Linked DNA regions of Mus musculus: region 1 is linked to region 2. Evidence: chromatin loops called from intact Hi-C (ENCODE). Cell type or tissue: heart. All regions are shown on one strand. Each heading gives the region's core, and the rest is flanking DNA. Links, peaks and the distances in the headings are about the cores only. Region 1 overlaps Ttc28 (tetratricopeptide repeat domain 28). Region 2 overlaps Ttc28 (tetratricopeptide repeat domain 28).

What was found. A loop is a pair of places that touch in the nucleus more often than their neighbours do. Peaks named below come from ENCODE experiments on the same cell type or tissue, not always from the same donor. Only the 100,000 strongest peaks of a DNase experiment are listed, where the experiment ranks them.
Region 1: a loop joins it to region 2, with 4 times the contacts of the local background. A loop is called at or near these places in 5 of 42 quality-filtered maps.

What each region holds. Positions count from the first base shown.
Region 1 is chr5:111,108,742-111,115,402 of GRCm38, reverse strand. The region is part of intron 5 of Ttc28 (tetratricopeptide repeat domain 28); the gene reads right to left. Among named protein-coding and RNA genes, the nearest start is that of Mir701, 110 kb to the right of the region's middle. In heart, for the core only: no CTCF peak of the experiment used is centred there; a DNase peak (open chromatin) is centred at 3,842; H3K27me3 peaks cover 691 bases.
Region 2 is chr5:110,978,598-110,985,258 of GRCm38, reverse strand. The region is part of intron 2 of Ttc28 (tetratricopeptide repeat domain 28); the gene reads right to left. Among named protein-coding and RNA genes, the nearest start is that of Mir701, 22 kb to the left of the region's middle. In heart, for the core only: a CTCF peak has its summit at 2,615; no DNase peak of the experiment used is centred there; H3K4me3 peaks cover 461 bases; H3K27me3 peaks cover 497 bases.

The DNA of each region.
Region 1 (6,661 bases), core at 1,629-5,628, 130 kb before region 2:
TTCTACGCCAGTCAAAATGTTTGTATGATATTTAAAACAGAGTAGCTTCAAACTCACCATAAAGGCGAAGATACCCGAGCACCTGTGTCTGCCTTCTGAGTGCCAGGATGCTGGTGTGAGTGCCCGGATGCCCGTGTGCACCGCCCCAGAGAGCGAGCTCAGGACTTTTTGCACCCAACAAGACTCTGCAAACTAAGTTATGTTCCCAGTCATAATTAAGAAAATAAACAAATAAATAAACAAACTTTTTTATTAGGGGGAGAGAGAAAGAACCCTGAATTCTATTTAGAGGGCTCTTAAAGTCCATTTCGGCAGAGTACACATTTACTAATCCACAGGACGGGAGACACAGCTCTGCGGGGACACCGAGCTCAGTTCTGTAACCCCTGTTTCTAAAGCAGCTTTCCAGACAACCATGGTCTGCTCTGCGAGCTCTGGAGGCCTTCTAGCTGTGTGTGCATTGCACTTTCAACAAGGACAGAATGACTTTACGTCATGATTTGCTCCAAACAATAAAACCGGTGTGCAGTTTGTGCTACAGCCTGCTAAAGCCATCTTACTGATGTGCTCTTCCTGTTTTCTCACAGGATCTCAAGGCACCGAAGGAACCAGAAACCTCGCCCAGGTGTAGGAGGGCGGAATGTTTTTTGACTCCAGCAATGCGGCCATCCTACTGTGCCGAGCCTCGACCATTCCTGACAGACATGCACATTTATGCTCAATGCTCCTCTTACAAGAAACGTACTTTCCTCTCATGTGTGAAGGGAGGCACTGCAGCTCTCCTGCTGGAAATGGTATTCTGTAGTGAAGAAATTGTTGTTTATATGTCTAGAGGGGTGTGTGTGTGTGTGTGTGTGTGTGTGTGTGTGTGTGTGTGTAGTGCTATCAGTTACTGAACTTGGGAGGTAGAGGCTGGTAATCTCTGTGTGTTTGATGGCAATTTGAGCCACATAGCAAGTTAGAGGACAGCAAGAGCCACAAAGTGAGACTCTGTCTCAATAAATAAGTAAGGGACTACTTTAAGAGATTTAGAAATACCAGAGTTTCTTTTGAGGCCAAGTCTGATGTAGCCCAGGCTAGACTTGAACTTGCCAGGTAGCTGAGGATGACCTTAAACTCTTAGTGACCTTGAATTTATGCTCAGCCAATGGCCTTATTCTATAGCATTCACTGTGGGAAGCCACCCTAGGAGAAGGCCACTGTCTGAGCAAGCGAGAATTCCATCAGCTAAGACATGGTGGCTACAAGAGGACGGGGAGAAATATGATAGGAGGCATGGTGATGGTGAGGATGGTGGTAGTGATGGTTATGGTGATGGTGAGGATGGTGGTAGTGATGGTGGTGGTGATGATGCAGAGTTTTATAGGGGGAAGTGGACTGTCTGCAGGCGGCCTGCTTTGCAAGCACACTGCTTTGCAGCAGCCTCATGCAAACTTGCTGCACATGCTCTTTCCTTTGATGTCATCACTGTTTTATCAGCGGGCTGAAGAGAAGTTTTGATAACTGGCCTCGGGCCTAAGAGGTCTGACTCAGCTGATTTATAATGTAAAGACCTCACCCTCGGCACTGGGTCCAACGGCCTCTCCTTCAAGTCCTGCTGTCTCAGGTGACCTGAGTTACTGTGTAACTGTCCTGATCATTTCTCAAAGGTCTGTGAGACACAGAGAGAAGGTTGCCAAGCCTTCCCCTGTGAACTCAATACTCCCCGTGAGGACAGAGCTCTAGGCTCAAACGGAATGTTTTTTACATTTTAATCTACTCCCTCAACTACTAGAAGTAAAATAAAGACCCCCAAACACATTCTTTCTGTCTTACACACATGTATGCACACACAACACACATACCACAGACCTTTTAATGGATTTCACACTACCACTAGTACAGATTATATAATACACACTGTGTGGAAACAGCACTGGAGACAGTGCAGTGGTGGAGGGGGGTCCCTGGGAGACATCTAAGTAACTTCCTGCGGCTGACGCAGACCCAGAAGCTCCGTTTTCTCCTGGCCTGGCAAACCCACAGGTGCCGGGAGCCTCTGGCAGTCATAATTCACCTCGCTTTCATAATCATGAAGAGTCGTATTTCACTTTACAAGATCCTTTGTGAGTAGCGTGCTGAGCCTGTAAAAGGAACCCTCACTGATGTGAGTTTTAGAATTTAGTCTCTTAACAGCAGAGATAACTGCAAAAAGGAAGGGGAGTGAATCAGATATAGTTGTGTTTTCTAGTTTCTAAAACTTGCTCTAGTTTCTAAAACTTGCTTGGAAGTTGCGAGTTGAGGAAGCTTTAAGGCTCCTGCCACTGCCTAGATTCTCCAGCCTACGAGCCTCCATCACCAGCTTTGGCCTGGAACAGGAGGGTAGAGCCTCCAAGGATGAGAGCAATGGTCGCCTCCTAATCTGCACAGCAAAGGCACAACATGTGGTGTGTGCTGACCCAATGGATACGACAGTTAGTATATGTGAGCTGCAGCTCTTTCCTTCTGGGTACCAGGTGGGGGGTCCAGAGCTACCATGTGGGTTCTTTTCAAATACTTTGACAGCTGAGTGTCATCTCTCTAGCCCCTGGATACATGTATAGAAGACATAAATGGTTTAAGGCATATGAAAACACATCAAGCATCAGCAACCATAAAGGCATATGAAACAGAATGACTATGGTTGTCACCACAGACATGCTAGGAATATGGCCCCATAATTTGGGTGGTAGTGGTGCACACCTTTAATCCCAGCCCTCGGGAGGCAGAGGCAAGTGGATCTCTGAGTTGGAGGCCAGCCTGGTCTACAGAACAAGTTTCAGGACAACCATGGTCACACAGAGAAACCCTGTCTCAAAAATAAAAACAAGACAAAAGAATGGCCTCCATAGGCCATTGAATGTTTAGGGAGTGGCACTGTTGGGGGAGTGGCTTTGTTGGAGGGGGTGTGGCCTTGTCAGAGAAAGTTTGTCACTAGGACTGGGCTTTGGAGGTTTCAAAGGCTCAAGCCAGTCTCAGTCAGTCTCAGTCTCTCTCTCTCTCTCTCTCTCTCTCTCTCTCTCTCTCTCTCTCTCTCTCTCTTCTTGCTACCTGTGAATCTAGATGTAGAACTCTCAGCTACTTCTCCAGCACAGTCTACCTGTCTACCACCATGCTTCCCACCATGATGACAACGAACTAAACCTCTGACACTGTAAGCCAGCCCCAACTAAATGCTTTCTTTTAAACAACTGCCCTGGTTACGGTGTCTCTTCATAACAATAGAACTATGACTAAGACAACAGATGGTACCAAGGAGCAGGGTAATGCTGAGACAGTCTTGCCTGTTTGGAGAATGTGGACATGGGCACTTTAGATTAGGAAAGCAGTTGAACACAATAAGTGGGGCTTAGAGGGCCATCTGAGCAGTGACATGGAAGTCAGTGCCCAGCGCAATTTGAGATGTGGGGCCCAACTCACGAAATTTCAGAGAAGAATATTAGTAAGTGGCCGAGAGACTATTCTCCTGACATTTTGATGAAGAATGTGGTTGCTTTTTTGCCCTTGTCTGAAAAACATGCCTGAGGCTAAGTGATAGAGTTTTTGGATTAACAGCGTAGGTAGAGGAGATTTCAGAGCAGCCGAGCATTGATTCTGTTGCTTGGTGATTAGTGGACCCTCTCATGCAGATCTGTGATGAAAAGGAGCAGTCTGAGCAAGGGAAAGTGAAAAGTGTACCGTCTGGAGAGAAAAGGAGCATCAGGAAGTGTGATGGAGCTGAGTCCAGCGCTCAAGGAGATAAAACTCCTAAAGGAAGTCCTGACGCCGCCCGTATGGAATAAAGAGAGCAGTGACCTCAGGGCAGGACCCCACCCAGCTGAGCTTACAGCTGTGGAAAAATAAAATAAAAGGGAGCTTAAACAGTGAAGGAAACCAGCAAACCCAGAAAGCTGATGCAAATGAATTTGCAAGGAGGCCAAGTCCCAGCCCCAGCAAGCGGAAGACCTTGGTGGCTTAGGTCACTTGGTTCTGGTTTTAGAGTGAGGGATACAAAAAAGGGGTTGAGGAATCTCCCTCCATGGCTAAGGAAAGCTGCTGAGGCCGGGCATGCTCCAGGGGTGTCCTTGCACAGAGACTGGGAGAAACCATTGCTTGAAGCTGTGAAACGGAACCCTAATACTACCCTGGAGACCCAGGTCAGAGCCATGGGGTGCCTGCCCAGGATGTGATGCTCAGAGGGAGTGGAACCAGACACAGAGAAAGAAGCATGCTGCAGTCAAGAAAGCTGAAAAGAGTTAGAGAGCTTTTTTTTTTTTTTTTTAAAGAGTCACCGTGGTCATGGTGTCCCTTCACGGCGATCCACCAGTTCTAGGACAGATGGCTATTATCAAAGAGGCAAGAGTACCTGGCACAGTGTTCAAGACATACTGCATTGTGTAAAACAGATAAGATGCCTTGAAAAAAATTAAAATTCCTTTGCTGGTTTATATGAAATAAAATGATCTCGATGCCTCAGGAGATGCCTGGATACCTGAGTCCCCTTCAACACTGTCAACCCAAGTTGACCAATAGATTTTTCTAATGTAGAGAGACACGGCCATAAAGTATGAAATCACCTGTGCCATGTGGGTGGGGAGAAAGGACATCTTGTTAGATGGAGCACAACAGCCAAGGGAAGACAAGCACCGCAGGTCCTCCATCACAGCAAAGCACTGTATAGTCGTGGTCTCAGAACAGGTAGGAAAGCAGGGGGACAGAGAAAAGCCACACACCACTAAGATAACAGGAATCAGCCCCGGTGTTCCAGAGTGCACAGGGGTAAGTGTATTGTGTCCAGCATGCTGTGGGTTTTAAAATAGGCAGAGGAGGGCTGGTGAGGTGGCTCAGCAGGTAAGAGCACTGACTGCTCTTCCAAAGGTCCTGAGTTCAAATCCCAGCACCCACATGGCGGCTCACAACCATCTGCAATGAGATCTGGTGCTCTCTTCTGGTGTGTCTCAAGACAGCTACAGTGTACTTATGTATAATAATAAATAAATCTTTAAAAAAAATAGGTAGAGGAAAAGAAGCAGAAGATTCTCAGTACATAGAGATGATAATATAGGGGGCTGGAGGGATGGCTCACACATGCTGCACTTGCGGAGGCCTTAAGCTGGGTTCCCAGCATCCATGATAGGCAGCTCACAACTGTGTTATCTGAGCTCCAGAGGATCAGACATCCTCATCTCCAAAGATGCTGCACGAAGGTGCACAACCTCCCATGCAGACACATGCACATAGTTAAAAGTGAAATAAAAAGCTTTACAGAAAGGCAATGCGCATGGAGACAGTATTACTGACTACTCTTACTTGAGCATGTACTTCATGTGCATGAATCAAACACGTCCTACGTGCCCCATAAATGCACATAAATACATACAAATAAGAATTGCTAAACAAAACTACAAAAATATTTTCTTGGCATTGAAAATGAGAAAAAGAAAAGAAATACACAACTAGGTATTTTATATATACACAGTTATATTTAAGTGCACAGAAAATGGGCTATAGCCCCACTGTCCAATAAATATATAAAGCTGAGATCTATTCTAATCATAGCTGCAATTGGATGTCTAGAGAAAGTGGGCTGGCAAGCTGGTTCAGGAATACATCACATCCACATGTAGGAGAGAAAGAGGGGGATGCCAGCACAATCTCAGCCTACAACAAAGCCATGAGAATGGCCGTGTCAGAGATGAGACTCATTAGAAGGTCTGTGCTGTCTGCATGATGACAGAAGGACATAATGGGGACAGCAGCACGCACTGCAGGGTCTCAAGGGCTGGATCCATGGGAAGAAACCTGACTTTGTTCTCTGCCCCAAACCGAGCAAGGCCACAGATCTAAGTGCAGATACTGAAGTGGTAAAGCCGAGTGACCTTGAGAGACACATACATTTCCAGAAGCAGGCCGCAAAGTGAACGCTAAATTGGACCTCATCAGCAGTTCACACAATGTCAGATAGAAACAATGAGAACAGGGAAAGAGCATTGGGGATCCAGAGATGTTCAGGCAAACTGAACAGGGTCGAAAGAGGAGCTTCCACACAGGGGAACCAGAATGAGCTAATGTGCAGAAGGACAAACTTATGGCAAGCGGACCCACAGGGGCTACAGAGAGAACAGTGGAAAGGCCGTGGGGATGGTTATGAAAGTATTTAGATTCCCCCCAGAGGCAACTGAACCTAGCAAAGCTTTATGAACAGGTAACTTCACGGTCTGAACTAAATTTTAGAAGGGCAGGTGAGAAAAGTGTGTAAGAAATTGTCACACAGAGAAGAAACCAGAATCAGGGTGAACTTAGAAAACTAGAACTTTCAGAAACCGGGACGTTTGCACGCTCCAGTGTGACAGGAGATACGTATACAAAGCCACCCAGCAAAAGAAAATGCCTCTTCGAAGCAGTGCCTACTTCTCTTAAATATTTGAGATAAACCCATGTTACCCGAGAGTAGGCACTGCTATTCCATAGTTACATACGGTGCACACACAGATGATAAAGCCAGGAGGAGACAGTGACCCCCAAGGATCCCCAAGGACCCCTAGGACAGCAGCAGAATCCTTTCAGAATCCTAGAGCTGCAAGCTCTGTGCTCTGAAGGCAGCTTTTATGAAATAACATTTAATCTCACAACAGCATCCTAACTACACGTGACAGTATCCAAA
Region 2 (6,661 bases), core at 832-4,831:
TGTAAACTAGGCACTCCCTGTAGCTAGCAAGTCCAAGAATCTTACCAAGCCATCCATAAGTGCATTCATTCATTCAAGCATTCATTCACTTGGCTCTTCCTCACTGCCTACCCGTCTCGGAGATGGACCCAGTGGGAACTGAAGCACTGAGCCAGCACTGTGGTTTACAGGAACGTGGTCAAAGGAAGGCATGGCCCATGATGCCCAGCAACAGAACTGCCAAAGGGAAGGCACACTCCACAATAAAACCAAAGACAGGATCAGGATGAGTTAATGTGAGGAAACTCATCAGGCAGAGGCAGGTGGAGCTCTGTAAGGTCCAGGCCAGCAAATGAGAACCTATCTCAAAAAGAAACAAATAAAAGAGGAGGAAGAGAAGCAGAAGGAGGAGGAGGAGGAGGAAGAACAGGAGGATGGGGAATGGGAGGAGGAGCAAGGGGAGTTGGGGGATAGGAGGGGCAGAGAGAGGAGGGGGGAACAGGAGAAGCAGGAAGGAAATTCTAGACATAGGATAGAAACTAGTGAGTGATATCCAGCGAGACTGCAGGGTGTGGTTGTACTGCAGTGAAATTGCAGTGAGGACATGCTGCATGCCAAGTATTCTTGTAGGAGCCAGGTGCCATTCCCACTGACATAACCAAGACACTGCCCCCCCCACCCCCACCCCCGCCACCCATCACCACCCATCACAGAGCTGCTCTGCAGCACAGCTGGATCCTCACCACTGTCCAGCTTAAGAGTGTGCTCATCAGTAGGGAATTCACAGTACAGCCATTTGTTTCCAGGTTCTCCTTTTTTAGTAAGTCTAATTCCAAGTTGCAGCTGTATGGTAGAAGCTTCAGTTCCATACAATACGATGAGGGTGAACTTGTGTGAATGATGAATGGGCACCACTAAGAACCCCGGTGGCCTCTGGGTGAGGAAGAGAGCAAGTGACAAGCCATACCATGTCTTCTGTTTTATCCTGACCCTGCCTGGCTCAGGACGTGCTTACTCCACCGCCAGCCTCCCCCAGAGCATGGATGGAGGTCAGGACTTTAACAAGGCCTGTACTGTAAGCATATATTTGTCTTATCGGCAATTACTTGAAAGGGATATGAAGAAGAAACCACAGAGAAAAGAGGCTACAAAAAGGAAAATCATTAGGATGCCATTTACAATAGATCCAGGGTGATAAACTCTATGAGGACAGACATAAGAGATTGGATGACTCCCAGGAACACAAGTCAAGGGAGCTGCCAGCATCAGAGCCTGGGTCTCCAGGCTGCAGGGACCATGAAAGGAGATCCACAGGAGATTCCAACGTGACCTGACACCACTAAACAAGTCGGGTCCCAAGATGAATAGCCGTGATAGCAACTGTAAAGAATTCAGAAGTGACTAGGAAGAGACACCAGGACTGTGGCAACTTTTACAAAGGAAAACATTTAACTGGGGCTGATTTAAATTTTTCAGAGGTCCAGCCCATAATCATCATGGCGGGGAGCATGGCAGCATACAGGCAGACATGGTGCTGGCAAAGGACCTGTGAATGCTACATCCTGATCTGAAGACCACTAGAAGACTGACTCTCTCAGGCAGCTAGGAGAGGGGTCTCAAAGGCCACCCCCAGAGTGACACACTTCATCCAAAAAGACCATACCCACTACAACAAGGCCACGCCTCCTAATAGCGACACTCCCTGTGGGCCAAGTATTCAAACAGACTAATCGATGGGGCCATGCCCACTCAAAAGATCGCACTAGGTAATAAATGCTAAAACACTAAGTATAAAGCATGACTGCATTAAAATTTGAAATTAACATTATACTCCAAAATTAAATATTTCATCACAGAGAAAGAGTAGGGAAGGGTCTGTGACATATTCTTATAAAAGTTATGTCGTTGCAAGACACAGATCTACAGGGTGTGATCCTTCCCACGAGCTTTCCAGGGGAGCCCCTTCAGAGAAGTCCTAAGAAGCAAGGTACTGACTGGAAGAAGGCAGAGGAGAAAGCAAATAAGAACAACATACCAGAAGAGGAACGGAAATGTCACAATGAAGCTCATTACTCTGTGTGCTTAAATAAACCAGATAAGTAAAGCCAGATTCGTATTTTATTAAGGTGCCGACTATAACAAGATAAACACATCATAAGACTCTCAAATTACATAATTAATGTAGCTTATGTGACACATTCCTATTAATAATCGTTTATCATGCATGAACAGTAAAATAACATTAGACAAGCAATGGAGAAATGCAATCAGAGGGGCTTCCCGACCTTCATGCTGGAGTCTTATTGACACAGTGCTATCTAACACTAATCCTTGGATTTGGAAAGCAGAAATCTCTTCAGAGTGGTAAATAAACATATTCCTCCGAGACTGGCATTTTGATTACTATCACCTCGGCAAATACAAGATAAAAACAATAATAAATAAATAAATAAATAAATAAATAAATAAATAAATAAGAACAGGGCACAGGGCATTCTGCAAGGCCAATTAGGTTGCATAAACCAAGCAAGCACAATACTGGAGCGAGTTCAGGTACTAAGCCTGGTACCTCATCTTAAACGTGTCTGTCTTAATCATGACTACCAGGGAGATTTTGTGGAGAATGGCTGCCCCCTTTCTGATGTTGTCTGTAAAGGTTGGAAGCCAATGACAAGATATTCTGGGGCACTTAAATAAGCCACCAGAGTCAAACCTAGGAATGGACTGAAGAATAGAGTGTAAGGACACAGCGGGAGCTACTTACTCTTACATAAAATAAGCACTTTTTGAGCAACTGCATTATTCTTGAAAACAAAAGAGATATGGTCCCTGAACTTAAGGAGCTACAACTCTACAAAGAGGCCAGATAAACACCTAAATTTACAAGGAGAAAGAAAAGATCCCAGCCAACAAAATGAAGTCAGCCCCAAAAGCCAGAATCTATTTATAGTCTGTGGCAGAGACTGTAAATGCTTACAATTCCCAGGTAGCTTAAATCTCTGTGCTCCTCCAAGAGGGAGGGGGTGAGGGATGGAGGCAGCATCCTGGTAATGGTCCTTGAAGTGGAAGAGGAAAATTCAAGTAAGACCTGCCTCCATCCTGATCTGACACCACACACACACATACACACACACACAAACACACACACACACACACACACACACACACACACACACACACACTGTCACCCCAGTGAGTCGAATCCCTTTTCTACACCAGTCCCCTTATTTGTGAAATTCAAGTAACACACCCTTTCCTTACTAGATAAGAACTGAACAAATGCAGACTAAACAGAGGTGCCTGGCACACAGCAGGTGCCTAAAAAAAAAAAAATGCTGGGTGCTACCTGAATGATGTAAAATATCATTTCAGCCACAAAGCCAGAGCAACTATTCAGAATCCTACATTTTTAATTAAGACAATTAATTAGAGTGTGACCGGCAAAGAAAAACCTGCTTGTATTTAATACATAAAATGTGATGAGTCTGGAGATAAGTGGACCTATGCATCTTGCTTTGGGGAAAACTGCTCAACTCTCAGTGAGAGATCTATTAGGTTTGGAAGTCCCACTGAGACTCATCCTGGCCTGTGGTGTAGGTTGGAGTGACATGGCATGGCCTGGCGTGGACCTGATGAACCATGTTGGGAGGCTCCTTTGTGAGAAGATAATCAGACCCTAGTAGAATACTGCATACTCACACATTCATAAACTTTGTCTTGAGTATTTAATCTATCAAATTAATAGTGTAAATCGGAGGAGATAATTCCCCTTCAGTCAATGTGCCCCCAGTTCCATGTTCAGTTAGAAACAAAGAAATCAGGAAATGATAGTTACTCAGTTACCAGTGAACCCAGAAACCCAGAATTCAAAAAAGCCCAAACTAGAAGTGGCGGACAAGACCCTCAAGATACCCAGCCACCAATCAGCCCCAGCCCTAAAGTCCAGTTGGGCAGTACAATTTGTGGGTGTTCTCCCTAGCTCCATTCAGACCACACAGTACAGCACCACTCTCTATGTGGGGTGTGAATAGTCTGTATGGATCCGTTTGGTAAACCACCTGACGTGTGACTATACCACCACAAATGTGTTAACAGACGCAGCCAGAGATCGTGGCAGTGGTATGTATGATCATTTGAGTATTCTGGAATGACTAAGAAAATAAACGGAGTCTGCTGAAGGCTCGGTGATGCCTGCTGGAGTGAATAGCATCTTTCCCAGAGTAGCTTTCACGTTCAGTGTACAAGAACTGCTCTCAAGCCACCAACAAATAATCACACACAGTCGGACAGCTCGGCCTCTATGAGCTCTCCAGACTGATATCTGGATCCTCATACCATGATGCCTTGTGACTGTGAATACAGAAAATAGACACAATCTCTGGTATAGCCATCTAAACGTCACGGCATGAGTAAATACTGCAGTGAATCTTAACACTTGAAACAGAATCTTCCAGAGTCCAGAAATCCACCTGGCTGCCAAGAATAATACTTCCGTGGTTCGAGCAATCCCAGTGCCCAGAGGGGTTTTCAGTGACATAACCGTATGAGTTACTACATGTTGAGTAAAATAGAAAAAGCAGGCATTTGTGGATGCACTGTTTGCAGAGATCTCTAAACTACTCTTGATGATTGCACAAATGTAGAAGATTGTAGGTCTATGCAGCATCTGTTTAAGATGTTTGATTATATGGGGTTTTCCTGTGTTCTCATGGGAGGAGGGGGCAGCATACACTTTTATATCAGTCTCATTGAAGGAAGCCCTATGATGAGAACCGAACAAATATGTGAGTGATTGTGGCTTTGGGCTGAGGTAGAAACAACTGCCACTGGATAAAATCGAATCAATTAGATACCAAAGAAAACCTTTGCATTCGCCGGCCTATAATGAAGCGCGGTTTCCTCGGCTCCCTGGCAGTCAAGCCAGCGCCGTGTCGTCTCAGTACTTCACACATGATTTCTATTTCAGTTCTGATGTCAAACCCGACATCTCACATCACGGCACAAAGAAAGAACCAGTTTAGCTAGTTGAGTGAAACACCAGACAGCTGCTAGCAGAGACAGGTCACGGCTGGGGAGGGGCACGGCACATTCAGCTCGCTGTGTTTTCCTTCAGAAGAATGTCAATAAAAACCATGGCCAAATGAGGTATTGAAGGGAAAGTCCCGCTATGCCGTAAACCGCTGGGTTAACCTAAGAGTGGCAGTCAGGCAAGTTTGCAAAGGAGAACCCTGGCCAAAAACACGGGCTGCCAAGAACTTGAAGAAAGCTGTCTTTCTCCCTCGGTGTCCCAAGGAAGGGACCGGTCCCACATTTAGAAACGTTATTTCGGGGACCAATAGCAATTTATTTTGATAGAACCACTGCATGTTTTTTCCTCCGGTTCTCAACAAAGGAGCCATATTAGGAAATAATCTTGCAAAAAGCAAAGTACCCCCTCCCCCTTGCCCACGATCGATGCACACACGCGGCGCACAATGGCCGGCGCGCCCGCACTCGCCCACGCGGCCGCAGGTCCCCGCAGCCTCCCCGCCGCAGCCCCGGCGCCCGAGGCTCGGCCGTCGCGGGGAGCCGCTCGGCGCTCGCTCCGGGGCTGCCCGCCCCCCAGCGGGGCCCAGGGGAAGCGGCTGCCAGCGGCCGGGACGCCGGTCCCCGCGGGGCAGGGGGCGCTCCGACGCCCACCTGCGGGCCTAAGCGGGGCGGGCGCGCCGCGGCTCCGGGCCAGCACGCGGGGCTGAGTCTCAGCTGTCACCCCGCCGGGCCGCGCGCGCCCGGAGGCGAGAACTTGGCGGGCGATGGGCGCACGGACCCGGATGGCCCCGGGGTCCCGCGGGGCCCCCTCCCCATCAGCCCCACCGCCGCCGTCGCCGCACTCACCTTCTTCCGGGGCTGCCATTTCATCATATTTGTACAGCCGACCCGGGACACATCAAGAGGTGGGCTGGGGGCTGGGGGCAGACGCAGGGCGGCGGCGACTGCAAGTCATGCTGCCTCCTTGCACCCCCTCGTTCTTTCCCCGATAGGACAGACAGTCTTCGTCTTCGGTTCAGCGCGAAGTGCCGCGGCCACCACACTCTCCCACGGGGCTAGGACGTCCCGGCGGCCAGAGGCGCGCCCGGGCCGGAGCGGGGCATGTTCCCCGACCCGCGCCTGCGAAAAGGCTCCAGGCAGGAGCTCTGGGATGGGCCGCAGACCCCTCAGAGCAGAGACCCACGGCAGAAGCTGCCACAGAAACCCGGCCGGGCTCCTGCCATCCAAGCCCCTCTTGGCGAATTCTCCTCTTCTCCAAAAAAGAAAAAGATTAGACAAGCAATCAAACCCTCACACGCAGCCTGGAGCAATTCCCAAAATTCTGGGTGTATTTCTCGTTTGTAAAAATTTAGCAAAGAAAATTCCAAAGATCTGTAATCAGAGCTTCTTTGCGCAGTTTTCTGCTTCTTAGACAACTTGGGATCGGATCTGCCCTTCCGAAATGTCCACCTTCCCTGAACCTAGTAAATAGGAAAACTTGGTTTGTGTGTTTAGATTTTTTTTTTCTTAATTCCCAAGAACCTAAGTGGGGAAAGGCTGGAAGGAAATCCTGCAAGAACCTAACTCCACAGCTCGGTCTGCACTAATGACTTCCTTCCCTTCAGTGCGAGCACAGCCAGCCCAGCTCCAGCCACCACAGCAAAGAGTTTCTGGG